Regions from separate parts of the Homo sapiens genome. Here region 1 is linked to region 2. A link is a loop called in an ENCODE intact Hi-C map of the cell type or tissue named here. Cell type or tissue: CD4-positive, alpha-beta T cell. All regions are shown on one strand.

Region 1 (4,000 bases), 180 kb before region 2:
GAGAGTGGAAGAAGGGATATCAGAGTGGGAAAAAGGACCTCCAACTTCAATCTGAGAGAATTTTACAAGAAAAGTAATTAAGGCTATGCACCACACTCAGGTGTATTCTAGACCAGGGGTTGGCAAACCGTGACCCACTGCTAGCTTTTGTACCTAACATTTGACTGGAAGACAGCCACAATCTGTTTTTTCCTTATTGTCTATGATAATTTTGTGCTTCAGAAGTAGAGCTGAGCAGTTGTGTTACAGACCGTATGGCCCAAAAGTTAAAACTATTTACAATCTGGCCCTTTACAGAAAAAGTTTGCCAACCTCTGGCTTCAAACATGAGTGAGAGTTCTACCAGCCTGACTTGTACTTTTGGTCAGAAGAGTAAGGTTACTCCAGGGATTTCCAGCTTTTTCCTTCCTACCTATTCCCCTTTGTTGAAATTGCCTGTAATTCCTCCAGCTCCACTCCCCTGTTTCATTAGACCTAGAGTTGGAAGGCTGTGTGCACTTGGAGCTGCACACATCTATCTGTGCAGCGGGTACCATGAAGGGGAGATTAACACCAGCTTCTTTTTTTGAGACAGAGTTTCGCTCTTGTTGCCCAGGCTGGAGTGCAATGGCACAATCTCAGCTCACCGCAACCTCCACCTCCCGGGTCCAAGTGATTCTCCTGCCTCAGCCTCCCGAGTAGCTGTGATTACAGGCATGCACCACCACACCTCGCTGATTTTGTATTTTTAGTAGAGACGGAGTTTATCCATGTTGGTCAGGCTGGTCTTGAACTCCCGACCTTAGATGATCCACCCACCTTGGCCTCCCAAAGTGCTGGGATTACAGGTGTGAGCCACTGCACCCTGCCCCACCAGCTTCCTTTTTTTTTTGAGACAGGCTCTCGCTCTGTCACCCAGGCTGGAGTGCAGTCCATGGCTCATTGCAGCCTCAAACTCCTGGGCTCAAGAGATCCTCCTACCTCAGTCTCCTGAGTAGCTTGGACTACAGGCATGCACCACCACACCTGGCTAATTTTTTAATTTTTTTGTAGAGATAAGGTCTCACTATGTTGCTCAGGCTGGTCTGGACCTCTTGAGCTCAATCAATCCTTCTGCCTTGGCCTCCCAAAGTGCAGAGATACAGGTATGAACCGCCGTGCCTGGCCAACACCAGTTTCTTTAGAAATGAAAGAGTGAATATATAGTTTAAGAAAAGCAGTTCCCTGTATTCTTCTGTAAACATTGAGAGTTTATTTTATTTTTCCTCCAATGTCCTATGTGTTTCATCAATAATCACAATAATCTTCATAACATTGCATGGTTTGGCATGATGTTTTTCTTATTAAAATAAAAATAAAGCTGAAGCCATCATTCTCAGCAAACTAACACAAGAACAGCAAACCAAACACCACGTTCTCACTCAGAAGTGGAAGTTGAACAATGAGAACACATGGACAGAGAGAGACGAACAACACACACCAGGGCCTGTCGGGGGTAGGGGGTGAGAGGAGGGAGAGCATTAGGACAAATGGCTAATACATGTGGGGCTTAAAACCTAGATGACGGGTTGATAGGTGCAGGAAACCACCATGGCACACGTATATCTATGTAACAAATCTACACATTCTGCACTTGTACGCCAGAACTTAAAGTAAAATAAAAAATAAAATAGAAAATAGCTAATATTTATTGAGCTCTTACTAAATGCTAGTCCCCATTCTAAGAGCTTTATGTGAACTATCCTAGTGAACCCTCATTATTGCCCCAAGAGATAAGGACTCTTATCATCATCATTTTACAGATAAGCAAACTGAGGAGGAGAGGGGTTAAGTAATTTGCCCATGGTCAGACTCACAGTAAGTAGAGAAACAGGGTTTCAAACCACTCCTAAGCTATGACCTTGGCCACTCTGTTATGTACTACTTGCCTCAAGAAACGTGAAAATAAACTTAACTAAAAAGTCTAATTAGGAAATAAATTCTCATTAGGCATTCAACATTCAAGTATCTATCAAGTGCTAATACCAAATGTTAATATGGAAGGACAATATTAATTTTTTTTTTAAGATGGAGTCTCACTCCGTCACCAGGCTGGAGTGCAGTGGCGCAATCTCGACTCACTGCAACCTCCGCCTCCCAGGTTCAAGTGATTCTCGAGCCTCAGCCTCCCCAGTAGCTGGGACTATAGGCACGCACCACCACGCCCAGGTAATTTTTGTATTTTTAATAGATACGGGGTTTCACCATGTTGGCCAGGATAGTCTCGATCTCTTGACCTCGTGATCCACCTGCCTCGGCCTCCGAAAGTGCTGGGATTACAGACGTGAACCACCGCACCCGGCCGACAATATTAATTTTTTATCTACATTGATCTATGATTTTTCAGATAAATATCTTGAGACTAAATTTCAAAAACCTGTAACTTTTAGTAATTTTTATTTTCTTCTGGGCCTTTATTGGACTTTGATTTCTTTTTTGGATTGGGAAGCATTTTTAAGTCATTCTTATCAAACTCAATTATGTAAGATTATCACACACTAGTGATTTTTTTCATTACATCCAAAGTAAAGACAGTGAAAAAAAGCAAGGCAACTACATCTTTTTCCATATTTTATTTAACTATATTTGTCAAGATACTTGCAAAGCCTTTGGAGGTCTAGGAACATCTCAGTGTCAGCAACATTTCCATTCTTGCACTTCAAGCTCTACTGATTCATCAGGGGCCTCCAAGTAGCAAGTTCTTCTTTGTTTGTGGATTCAAAAGATCAGTTAACAATATAACTCATTCATGACATTTCAGTTAACAACTTTCAAAAAGAAGCTTTTTAAATTAGAACGAATGTCCTAAAAAAGAATAGAAATAGGCTCTGCTAGAAGTAGAACCCTCAAGTTCTCCTCCACAGAATCACACCTGAAAGTTTCCAATGATTCCACCAGAGAATTTCCTCCGGTTTTAATTAATATTGTAGGGTGGAGATACTATATGCTGGAGACTTTTATATCTGTGTTTGATGTTACAACAAATACAGTTTGAAAAACATTTTTTTAAACACATGAATTGATGGAGCTTCCCCTTCCCGGTCTGGTGTATAAGGAAGGAGCTTGGAAGTCTTTACTCCATCCTAAAACAGGTAAAAAGCTGATCAAACTGAATGTCAACAAACTGCTTAGATCTGTCAGAGAAGTAAGGTTACAGGGTAAACTGCTGCCCCTAAAATTGGAGCAACTAACAGACAGATACAGAGAATTACAACTTACCAGAACAGAAACCCACAGCAGAAATCTCAGGAAGTAGTGCTATGGTAGGTAAACCTGAACTGAATTCCATAAATTGCTAGAGGCTCAGTGAGGACAAGTCCAAGAGTTTAAATTCCAGGGGACCCAGTTATGAGGGGCTTCCATAATTTGTGAGTTTTACCTCCAAGAGATCAGCCAGGTTCTCATAATGAGTATCAGAGAAAAATTCCCTCACGCCTCCACCAGGGGGAGGAGAAAAGGAACCATTTTTAAATATAAAAATATACCAGAGTATTCTGTTCTTGACAAGGCCTGCCCTCAGAAGAAGCTATTTTATGAGAGTCTAAACTGCTGGAGTCTTATCCCAGCCCAACTTACCTGGGAGAAGAGAAATAACCAACTCCAGCTCCCTCCAGCTTTCCTAACTCACCCTATGAGGCTAGCTTAACACTAGTACCAAAACCAAAGACATTACAAAAAAAAGAAAATTATAACCGTGAATACAGATATAAACACTCTCAATAAAATATTAGTAAATCAAATCCAACAATGTATACAAAGAAATATACACCGTAACTGACTGGTATTTTTCCCAGGTATTCAAGGCTGATACAACATTCAAAACCAATTAATATAATCCAACATATCAACAGGCTAAGGAAGAAAAATTACATTTTCACAATAATAGATACAGAAAAACATTTGACAAAATCTACACTCATTTATGATAAAAAAAAAACTCTCAAAAAAAAAAACTAGAATGGAGGAAGACTTCCTTAACTTG
Region 2 (4,000 bases):
CACATTGGGAAGCCGAGGCAGGTGGATCACCTGAGGTCAAGAGTTCGAGACCAGCCTGGCCAACATGGGGAAACCCCATCTCTACTAAAAATACAAAAATTAGCCGGGCGTGGTGGCGTGCACCTGTAATCCCAGCTACTTGGGAGGCTGAGGCAAGAGAATCGCTTGAACCCGGGAAGTGGAGGTTGCAGTGAGCCAAGATCACACCACTGCACTGCAGTCTGGGCAACAAGAGTGAAACTCCATCTCAAAAAAAAAAAAGACCTTAGCTTTTCCTCTGAGAGCAGAAACTTTGGAGGGGCTTGAGTCAAGCAATGGCGTGATCTGCTTCGTATCTTAACAGAGTCACCTTGGCTGCTCGGTCAGGGCAGGGGGACAAGTGTGGAGGCAGCAAAGTCAATTTGGACGCTGTGGCCAACAACCATAAGCACGGCTGAGGTCACCTAGGGAGTGCTTGTGGATGAACAGGGAAGAGGCCCAAGACTGGACGTGGAGGTCTCCAATGTTTAGAGTCAGGGAAATGAAGGACACCAACAAAACTCACCTAAGAGAGGAGCAGTCGAAGAAGGAGGGGAACTGCTGAGCATGGGCTCTGGAAGCCACAGCTCCAGGAAGAGGAAGTGAACAGCTCTGTCAAACGCTGCTGCTGGGTGGAGCTCCCTGAAGACAGAGAGTGAACCCTTGGTTTTCGCCATGTAGAGGTGAGTGGATGTGGTGGAAAACCTGCAGGGAGGTTAGAATCAGGGAGCTCTACCATTTTAGCCAAATTCACTACATAAAACCTAGGCACTGCTAAGCAATTTACTCACCCCTTTGATCCTCAGCGGTCTCATTAGTAACACAGATGGAATGATTCCTACCTCAGGCTGGTGAGCTCTTAAAGAGACAATGTTAGGAGTATTCATTTGCTAGGATGGCCTTCACAAAATACAACCGACCTGAATTGCAAACATTTATTTTCTCACAGTTCCGGAGGCTGGAAGTCCAAGATGGAGCTGCTGTGAGGGTTGGTTTCCGGTGAGGCCTTTCTTCCTAGCTCGTAGACAGCCACCTTCTCTCTGTGTCCTCACATGGCTTTTCTTTTGTGTCCATGCCGAGAGAGAGGACTCTCTGAGGACTCTCCCTCTTCTTGTAAGGACACCAGTCCTATCAGACTAGGGCCCCACTCTTATGACCTCATTTAATTTAATTATGTCTGTAAAGGCCCCTGCTCCAAATATAGTCACATTGAGGATTATGGCTTCATAATCCTGTGACTCTGGGGAGAGGACACATTTCAGTCCATAACAAAGCCCTTAGTGTGTTTTAGTGCTCAAAACTGTTCATTCATACCTCGGTTATTCCATTATTATTGCCTACGATATTACCACTTCAGGGTTTTTGTTATTTTTTACAATATAGAGCACAACGTATAATAAACTACACATACGAATTCTCATTGAGGAATTACAGAAAATATATCTATCGCGTCTAACAAGGTTTAATTAGCATCTTGGAAAAAAAAAAAAACACCTACGTTTTTAAGGAAAAAGTTGGCCAATACTGCCATCTGTTGGAATTTTGGTCAAAGCTCATGTGTTGGACTTTACTCATTCTTTGTCAATATCTTTTCTTTCTTTCTTTCTTTCTTTTTTTCTGAGACGGAGCCTTGCTCTGTTACCCAGGCTGGAGTGTGGTGGCGCGATCTCGGCTCACTGCAACCTCCGCCTCCTAGGTTCAAGCGATTCTCCTGCCTTGGCCTCCTGAGTAGCTGGAATTACAGGCACGCGCCACCACGCCCGGCTAATTTTTGTATTTTTAGTAGAGACGGAGTTTCACCATGTTGGTCAGGCTGGTTTCGAACTCCTGACCTCGTGATCCACCCACCTCGGCCTCCCAAAGTGCTGGAATTACAGGCGTGAGCCACCGCGCCCGGCCCTTTGTCAACATCTTATATGTTGCTGTGATTATTTTCTTCCCTAATAAGTGTAAAATTGGATGATTTTGTTTTCAATTTAAACCTACAATAAGTATTCTAAGAAATACACAAAGATTCTACTATGACAGAATGAGTCTTTTCCTACTTGCGACATTCATTCTAAATTTCACAAATGCAAGTTGTGGAAAGAGAGACATTGATGGAAAAATTTCTACTTTTGGAGACAAATTCTCATTCGCATTAGTTTTATTTTTATTTCTCAATTATAAGTTATTTGGCGTTCTGGCTCACCTAATCCGTGAACCAAGAGGGTTGCTTTCGGAAGCCTACTAGTGGAAAATGAAAGTTTCAGATCTGAAGCTAGCAAATGCTCACTTGCTGATGATGAGGAACAAGTTCTATTATAATAGAGTTGGTTACAAGGCTATGCAGCAAGAAAAAGGTGCTCAGCTTTATGAGAGAAGTGCAACAGATATTGGAATGTGGTGGCCTTGATGATGCTGTTCTTAGGAGACTCCATAGGCATTCTTTTTTTTTTTTTGAGACGGAATCTCGCTCCGTCGCCCACTCGCCACCGCGCCCGGCTAATTTTTTTGTATTTTTAGTAGAGACAGGGTTTCACTGTGTTAGCCAGGATGGTTTCCATCTCCTGACCTCGTGATCCGCCCGCCTCGGCCTCCCAAAGTGCTGGGATTACAGGCATGAGCCACCGCGCCCGGCCGCAGTAGGCATTCTTATACTTTGATGGGAGTAGTGTAATATGGTATAGCTTCTTTGTGAAATCGATCCAAATAAATATGAGCACACCTTTGAACCTAGCGACTCCACTTGTTGGAATTTATCCTACAGATGGAGTTGCAAGTGTGCGAAATGATGGGTTTATATATCGTGACTTTTTTAATAATAGCAAAGACTGGAAACAGTCTAAATGCTATCAATAAGACACATTTAAATAAATGATGGGTCAGTCGTATAAAGGAATAACATTCAGTCATTACAAGGAATGAGGCAGTTCTCTATGTACTCTACAGATTCATTTCCAAGACATATTGTTAAGGAAGAAAGCAAGGTGTAGTGCACTAGGTATGGTATACACATGTGTTAAGAATTGTGTTTTACTGTAGTATACCATACCTTATATGTTTAATAGAACATATCTCATCTATATTTTGTAATTCATTTTTATAAAACTGCCTGTAAATAGAAAAATTTTATTATCTCTTTCATGTCTACAGCTTCTACATTTATGTCCCCTCTTACTTTTTTTTTTTTTGGAGAGACAGTGTCTCACTATGTTGCCTAGACCAGTTTCAAACTCCTGGGCTCAAGTGATCCTTCTGCCTCAGCCTCCCAAAGCGTTGGAACTACAGGTGTGAGCCAGCCCGCCTGGCCCCTCTTACATTCTTTGTTGTTGTTGTTTTGTTGTTGTTGTCTTTGTTGTTTTTTGAAGCAGAGTCTCCCTCTGTGGCCCAGGCTGGAGTGCAGTGGCTTGATCGTGGCTCACTGCAACCTCCGCCTCCCAGGTTCAAGCCATTCTCCTGCCTCAGCTTCCCGAGTAGCTAGGACTGTAGGCATATGCCACCACGCCCAGCTAATTTTTTTTATAATTTTAGTAGAGATGGGTTTTCACCATGTTGGCCAGGCTGGCCTCAAGCTCCTGACCTCCAGTGATCTTCCTGCCTTGGCCTCCCAAAATGCTGGGATTACAGGCATGAGCCACTGGGCCGAGCCCCCTTACATTCTTAATATAGTTTATTTGTGTCCTTTCTTTTTTCACTTTTTCACTCTTGCTTACAGGTTTTTCAATTGTGTTAGGCTTTTTAAAGAACTGCTTGTCTTTGTAATGCTCTATATTATAAATTTTAGTTGTATTTATTTACTTCTGCTCTTACATTAATTTTTCATTTTTGATCTTTGAATTTATTTTGCTGTTGTTTTCTAATTCTAATTTGGATGACTAGCTAATTAAAAAAAATGTTTTCCCACTTCTTAAATGTCAGCATTTATAGGCTTTTGCGCTATACATTTCACTCAAAGTAGATTTTGTGAAATGCCACAATATTTGGCATGTGGCATTTTCAC

What was found. Peaks named below come from ENCODE experiments on the same cell type or tissue, not always from the same donor. Only the 100,000 strongest peaks of a DNase experiment are listed, where the experiment ranks them.
Region 1: it touches region 2 in a loop (3-fold over the local background); 8 of 110 quality-filtered maps call a loop at or near these places.

What each region holds. Positions count from the first base shown.
Region 1 is chr6:10,252,854-10,256,853 of GRCh38, forward strand. No RefSeq gene overlaps it. Among named protein-coding and RNA genes, the nearest start is that of TFAP2A-AS2, 150 kb to the right of the region's middle. In CD4-positive, alpha-beta T cell, no CTCF peak of the experiment used is centred here; no DNase peak of the experiment used is centred here.
Region 2 is chr6:10,433,704-10,437,703 of GRCh38, forward strand. It overlaps LINC00518 (long intergenic non-protein coding RNA 518), which reads right to left and starts at 1,119. Exons shown (of 3, transcript NR_027793.1): 1 at 810-1,119; 2 at 545-723. It overlaps MIR5689HG (MIR5689 host gene), which reads left to right and starts at 626. Exons shown (of 4, transcript NR_132993.1): 1 at 626-701. RefSeq lists an enhancer at 1-1,169. In CD4-positive, alpha-beta T cell, a CTCF peak has its summit at 1,557 (motif pointing left); a DNase peak (open chromatin) is centred at 1,548.